Linked DNA regions of Homo sapiens: region 2 is linked to region 1. Evidence: chromatin contacts called from ENCODE Hi-C data. All regions are on one chromosome and are shown on one strand. The core of a region is the stretch at or near the end of the contact, and the rest is flanking DNA. Distances in the headings are between cores, read along the strand shown.

Region 1 (3,303 bases), core at 329-2,828:
CAATTTTTAACTTTAAGGGAAAACTTGATAAGTTGCCTTAATTGTGTGCTAACTGCAGCCACGTTTTGCCTTCTTAGTCAAGTCTGTGGTTAGTTCCATATGTCCCCAGGCCTTACCAATTGCGAAGCTGGCAAAGCAAATAGTTCTCAAAACCCAACAAGCAGTTTAACCTCAAAACACTTGCATCTGACCTGCATTTTACTAAGTCTTTAGGGCTGTTTTTATTTCTTAAAGATTAAAGCCACGTGAACTGAAAGGTACCACAGATTTTATCTGCCCTTTAAAAAATATTAGATCCAAGTGCTTGTCTTTCTTTAGGACAAATTAATTAGAACTCTTTTTACGGACATCACACACTACACACACACAAAAAAATCCAGTCGCTAGGTGGGGTCCTTTAAGAAACAGGGCTAGGAAAACATGCAGATATCAAACCAGAAAGAAACTTACTTCCTAAGGCAGGATTGCTAAACAAAGCCTTGCCACCAGTTACAAGCCATGCCCTCAGGATGTAAAACAACATGGAGGCTTCATTTCACAACCAAAACTTTGCAGAAAATATAAACAGCGATAGCTGCGGGGCTGGGGGGCCTACCTTAATACAACATCTTCTAGAAAGAAAGAAAAAAAGAAACTTTAAAAGTTAACTTGCTGACAGGACACAGAAGGGGAAAGAAAATCAACAGTTTAAGAATGCCTGGGGAAGAACCTCTTATTCTTATGCAACTGTTTCCTCCACCAGTTGCATAAGAAAAGTTAAAGCTTAATTACTGTCGGATGGAGTAGAACCCCTTGGGTGGGGAAGGGGAAGGCTGCAGACGCTTGTGGCTGGGAACCAGCCAACCGGCTGTGCGGGACCCTTAGGCCATGCATCCCAGCCCCGCAAGGAGTGGGGAGCGGCTGGGAACTGCTGCTCGCTAGTCCGTCTGGAAAAAGGAAAAGACCGTGAAAAGGCCCCCGACCCCCAGGAGCGACAAGGGGTGGGGAGCGGTCTCCCATATGCTCAGAAGTTGCAGGATGAAAAGTCTTAGAAACAAGGGTGAGCGGTTTTCCGAGATAGTCCCGCTCTTGTCGCGCAGGCTGGAGTAGAGTGGCGTGATCTTGGCTCACTAAAACCTCCGCCTCCCAGCCAGCTTCAAGTGATTCTCCTGCCTCAGCCCCCTGTGTAGCTGAGATTACAGGCGCGCGCCACCACACCGGCTTATTTTTGTATTTTTACTAGAGAGGGGTTTCACCATGTTGGCCAGGCTGGTCTCAAACTCCTGACCTCACGTGATCCGCTCGCCTTGGCCTCCCAAAGTGCTGGAATTACAGGCATCAGCCACCGCGCCCGGCCAACAGTGAGAGGTTTTGAGTCCCCCTTTCACTCACCTCTTCAAGAGCCCCAACGTTGCACGCCAAGAATGTTGCAGGACTTTTCCTTCCTTCATCTGAAGACTGGGTTCTTGTCCGTCCCAAGGCCAGGAAAATTTAGGTTTGGAGAAGGTTTAAAGGGTGAATAAAGCAGGGTTTTATCGAGTGAAAGTCGGCGGGAAGAAAAAAAGGGAAACAAGTTTCCTCCGCAAGGTCAGAGTTCCCCGATCGAGGCTTCCTGTCGGCCCTTGAAATCGCAGGTTCCACACAGGAAGAGGAGGGGCCAGGCTCCTCCCTATTGAACTTCCTGAGGCTACACCTCAGTGGGCAGGCTGATTAGAGTTTGTCCAGGGTACCCCCCTCACCTGGCTGTTTCAGTGGCACACACCTGTAATCCCAGTGCTTGAGGAGGTGGAAGTAAGAGGATCACTGGCAGGCCAAGGGATTGAGAGCAGCCTGGGCAACACAGCAAGACTATCTCTCCAAAAATCTTAAAAAATTAGCCGGGCATGGTGGTGCGCACCTGTAGTCCTAGCTACTTGAGAAGCAGAGGTTTGAGGATTGCTTGAGCCCAGCGGTTCGAGGTTGCAATGGGTACTGATCACACCACCGCTCTCCAGCCTGGGCAGCAGGCTGACACCTCATCATCTCTGGGAAAAAAAAAAAAAGAAAGAGAAGAAAAACCCAGGAATCTCTAAGATGGTTTAAGTTTCATAATTTCTGCATTTTGATAAAAATGAAGTTTAGGCTTCCTTTTCCACAGTGACTACTCTCTCCACAATGCAGGATTCATATCCTAAGTAACTGATTCTCTGAAACCTAAACATGAAAATTCACATATTTTTAAAGGGAAGTAAATAAGTGCAATTAGACTTGAGCATGACCTAGAAACTTGTTCTTATGATTCTGAAAGCTTGTTTTGTAGAAGCCTCCGAGTTTTAGTTTATTTGAAAAAAAATTACTATTGTCAAACATCCCCAAATTTTAGCTTTATGATTGTGAATATTTCAGAGTGCACCAGCGCTGATGAAATCTTTATTAGCTATGGAATAAAATCCTTGATGAAAACCAGTTGCCCACAAATTGCTGGATATACATATCTATTAAAATTTTAATCAGTTTTTTTGTATCTCTTTTTACAACTGTATACACTTCTTAAAGTATTAGTAGGCACTAACAAAACTTATAGAAACCAAAAGTAGAAACTAGATTAGTGGTCACCAATAATTGAAAATCTCAAAGATAAAATTTGCTCATTCCATTTCATTAATCCTAGTTCCTGTTTATCAAGACTCTTGCTTTTTTTGTTATATTTTGTTATAATTTATTTCAGCATATCATAAATAATCAGTTTCATCCTAGTCCTGAAAACTAGGACAGTAGGAGGGTTTGTTCCTGGTCAGATGAGCAAAGAAATTTAAGAAAAGGTAACTCATATTAATGTCTATTCCTGTGTAATTTGGGGTTTTGTGGCCATTCGTATCCTTCCCTTCCTAACAGTTGCTATTTGTTGTTGTCTAATTTTTACTGAGCCCTATCCTCTGTATTAACTAGAGTAATTGTGATGAAATAATTTACCTTTCTCAAGTGTCTCCATGGCCAAAAATGTCTATGTAGAAAAAATGAACTTTATTTTTAGAGCAGTTTGAGGCTCACAGTAGTATTAAGCAGAAGGTACAGAGATTTCCCATTTACCTTCTGCCCCCAAATCTGTGTAGCACCCATTCATTTTTAACCTTCTTCACACTAAAGTTTCTTATGGTGATTGGTTTAAGAGTGGTGATTTGGTTTTATTCTCTAATTAAGGGGAATGAAATTGTACCAGGCATGCATAAATTACACACTGCATTTGGATTACGTTGCTAGAATTTCTTAGATGACTTATCAGAATTTGAAAAGATGAATGTATTCTTTCATATTCTACAGATCTTTGCACAATCCAGGTACTAC
Region 2 (3,303 bases), core at 601-3,100, 210 kb before region 1:
AATGTTTCAAATCTCCTATTTGAAACTCAACTCTCAATGCTTGCATCTTCCAACTACAGGAACTCAAATGGACCCAAAGCACTAACATTAAACTACAGTGCCCCCTAGCACATGTAGGAGGTCAAGGCAGCTTACAGGCTTCATGAATAAGCTCTACCACAGATGGTTCTTTTGCCTGAGGGAAGAACTACTAATTGTACTTTTGGACAATTTCCATTTGTCCAAAAGGAAAAAACATTTACGCATTTTCTTCAATACTTTCCCGTAACATTGTTTTTATTTTAATTTTTAAAAGGGAGTAAAAAAGTTAATATCCTTTACTATGTAAATTTTCCTCTGGTGGCTTTAAATTAAGAGTATTTCTAAAAGAACAGCCCTAGATTTATCTTAAGATTCACTGTGATGTTTCTGATTTATATTTGCTTACCTACTTTCACTCACCAAATTCTTTATAATCTAGCGTGAGAGAGGATATTGTTCATTGCACTCTTCACAGAGGTAGAATACAGTTAAGCTTTTATGCAAGATTGCACAGAAAGCCGTTATTATGAGCTTCAGCCCCCTAGTTTCTATGCACATTAAATCCACCAAGAGATATAGAATCGCGTAAGGAAATGCTATAGAATATTTTAATATCAAAATGTAGAAATCTTTGCTATCACACTTTTATAAAAGCCCAGATTAAAAATATATCAATTGCATTCTTCCATAGACTACAGTTCTTTGTTTATATTTGGTTCTTAATTTCATAAATGTCTATAGAAATTTATAAGTTCAAATGTTCCAGTACGTAAATTGGTTCCCAAAGTGATGAGTCCTTAGGAAACGGAACTTGCTGTATGAGTTTATTTTTTCCATGCTGTGCATTTAAGTATTAATCAGCACAGCTTTCAGGGATTTCTTTCTAATATCCTTTTCTATGTAAGATAAGGACTGCAATTCATTATACCATTGGAGGAGCCAGAGGCTTTGCTAAGCTTTGCCTTTCTTGACCGTTCATCTCAAATTTAATGAGAGCGTTGTGTGTGTGTGTGGTGGGGGGGGGAGGGGGGTGGGTGTGTGTGTGTGTGGCTATATTATATTGGTGACTGGACTCTAACTATGGCACAATGTTGGTTGCCTTTCAGGCTAATCGTCTCTCCGTTTCAGGAGGTCAAAGATCATTTCAGCCTCAGTGTGCTTTCTACCTGCCTACTAAGGGAGGCAGCAAATTTGGTCCTGGGCAACTGAGAGGTGACTTTTATCACCAGTTATTTTTCTTCACATCTTTCTATCAACATAATAGCTCAGGGAACACTCAAGAAATAAAAAATTACACTTCACCAAGTACTAGCTTTCTGGGATGTGATCACTTCTAAGTGTGAACCTCTATTACCCTAGCAGTGGTCCCTGGCGTTCCTTTTATTCCTCTTATATATAAACATCACAAAAAATAACAACAAACCCTCAAGCCCACAGCAAAGAGAATGCAAGCACGGCACCATCCCTCTTCGTACTGCCGTTTTAACTTGGTAGAGGAGGTTAAATTTTGGAGAGAATGGTGGCATTCACAGGAGGGGCGGGGTAAAAGTGTTGTCTAATTACACGTTAATGGCAGAACTCGCCTTAACCACGTCCCTCCTGCACAGTGGTGAATTTCTCCTGTGTGTTCCTGTGTGGATCCCGACACTCTTCTCGCTTTAAGAGAGCCTCCCGCGCCCCTCACTCCGCCCCTTCCCAAGTCTCTGGGCTCGTCAAAGCTTCCCGAGAGCCATGGTTGGTCCAGGCAGGCAGTCGGAGCACCTCGTGGAGCGGCTGCTAACCCAGGGTGGGGTGGGGTGGGGTGGAGGGGTCTGCTTGTAGTACTCTCAGTCCTGATGTCACAGGCGCGGCAAGGACATCGCAAGGAGGAGTCGGATTACAGTAAGGATGGGCAGTGCAGCAGGCAGCCCGAGCGCACTCTCCAGCCGCCGGGGATCTTAGCCCTGGAAAGGCAGCCTGCAAGGCGCTCATCCCGCGGAGGAGGCACGCTCTCGGCGCTCACTGCTCTCCACGCCGGGGACATTTCCACCGAATGTAGCATGAAAGGGCTCTGCTCTACGTGCCAGCCTTGGGTGAGAGCTGATGCTGAAGACACCGCGGTGGGATTCCAGCTGTCTGATTAATGAGAAACATAATGTATTTTGGTGAGTGTTCACTCTGATGATGTAATTCTGGGGGTGTCCGGCTCTTCATCCGTGCAGACAAGCCCTTAAAAAATTCTTTAAGCAGCAAGAATATGTTACATTAAACCTACCTCCAGTTGGCAACTGGAGGACCAAGCCGGTGCAGCCTTCAAAGCTTCCTTTGTGCCACAACTGGGGCTGTTAATTTAGCCGTGGATGAGTTTAAGTTGGAAAAGAAAAGAGACAGGGACATGTGGAGGGGGCGGGGGGGTAAACTTTGCCTTGATTTGCCTGAATGAAGTTGGCTCTTTTAGCTAGGTGAAGGAGAAATAGTGCAGCGTGGGAAGTCATGAGCTAACTTAATGGAATGTGAAACAAAGTTTCTATACAATTGATGCTGTGAAAGCTTAGTCAATATGAGCATTTCATTCAGTATTTGCTGGTTTTTCTTGTTCTGAGGCGGAAAAGGAAAACATTGTCTAGTGAGCAGTGTGGTTGAGCAGCTGAGAACACTTCTCTATATCATCTCAGTGCTCTGTCTAGCTAGGAGCAGCCTAGCACAAAATGCATATTATTTGAAACCTTTAGAGGTCTCGGAGATGTCAAATATTTGTGCAGGTCAGTTTTGTGCCACGGTAGAAACCTCAGTTAGGTTTTCAGTTGAGCTGCCTGCATTTCCAGAAAGCATGTTGAGGCTTGGATCCGAGCTATCAGTTGAGCACTGGAAGTGGGCTTGGAGCTGTGCATTTGCACTCTAACGCCGCAACTTACTGCTAGTACAGGAGGCAAGCCCCTTCACTAAATAAGAAGAAGTCAAAGATAAGGACTGAATATTTGTTCCTCCTCTCTGAAGTTATGCTTTCCTTCTGTAAGTCCTATCTGGCGTCATCATTTAAGGGCATCTATGCGATATTAAAAGGTTTGATAGAGCAACTGGAGAGGGGCTAGGAAATGTATCCAAGATGCAAATGCTCTGATTTCTTGGTTTGCTTTAAATATTAAATCTAGCGTCTTCTTTCAGATTAAAGAGGTATTTAGATAAACTTAGGTTGGGGCACTATTAGTTTGTTGGAAATTTATTTCTGTATGTACTATTTGCTCTGTTTTGTTTCCTTTAGGCTTTGAGACACTTGAGAGTGTGTGGAAGGAATCTAAGTTC

Evidence for each region. Hi-C counts contacts between places; a loop is a spot of excess contacts on that map.
Region 2: a map of mammary epithelial cell shows a loop between it and region 1 (2.4-fold over the local background). The contact joins the promoter of ZNF385D here to the promoter of ZNF385D-AS1 in region 1. A Hi-C loop is called at or near these places in 1 of 168 maps with a recorded cell type or tissue (mammary epithelial cell).

What each region holds. Positions count from the first base shown.
Region 1 is chr3:21,541,064-21,544,366 of GRCh38, reverse strand. It overlaps ZNF385D-AS1 (ZNF385D antisense RNA 1), which reads right to left and starts at 1,578. Exons shown (of 3, transcript NR_046731.1): 1 at 1,372-1,578. All of the region lies in intron 3 of ZNF385D (zinc finger protein 385D), which reads left to right. RefSeq lists an enhancer at 430-1,010.
Region 2 is chr3:21,749,757-21,753,059 of GRCh38, reverse strand. It overlaps ZNF385D (zinc finger protein 385D), which reads left to right and starts at 1,850. Exons shown (of 8, transcript NM_024697.3): 1 at 1,850-2,165. The coding sequence starts at 2,144.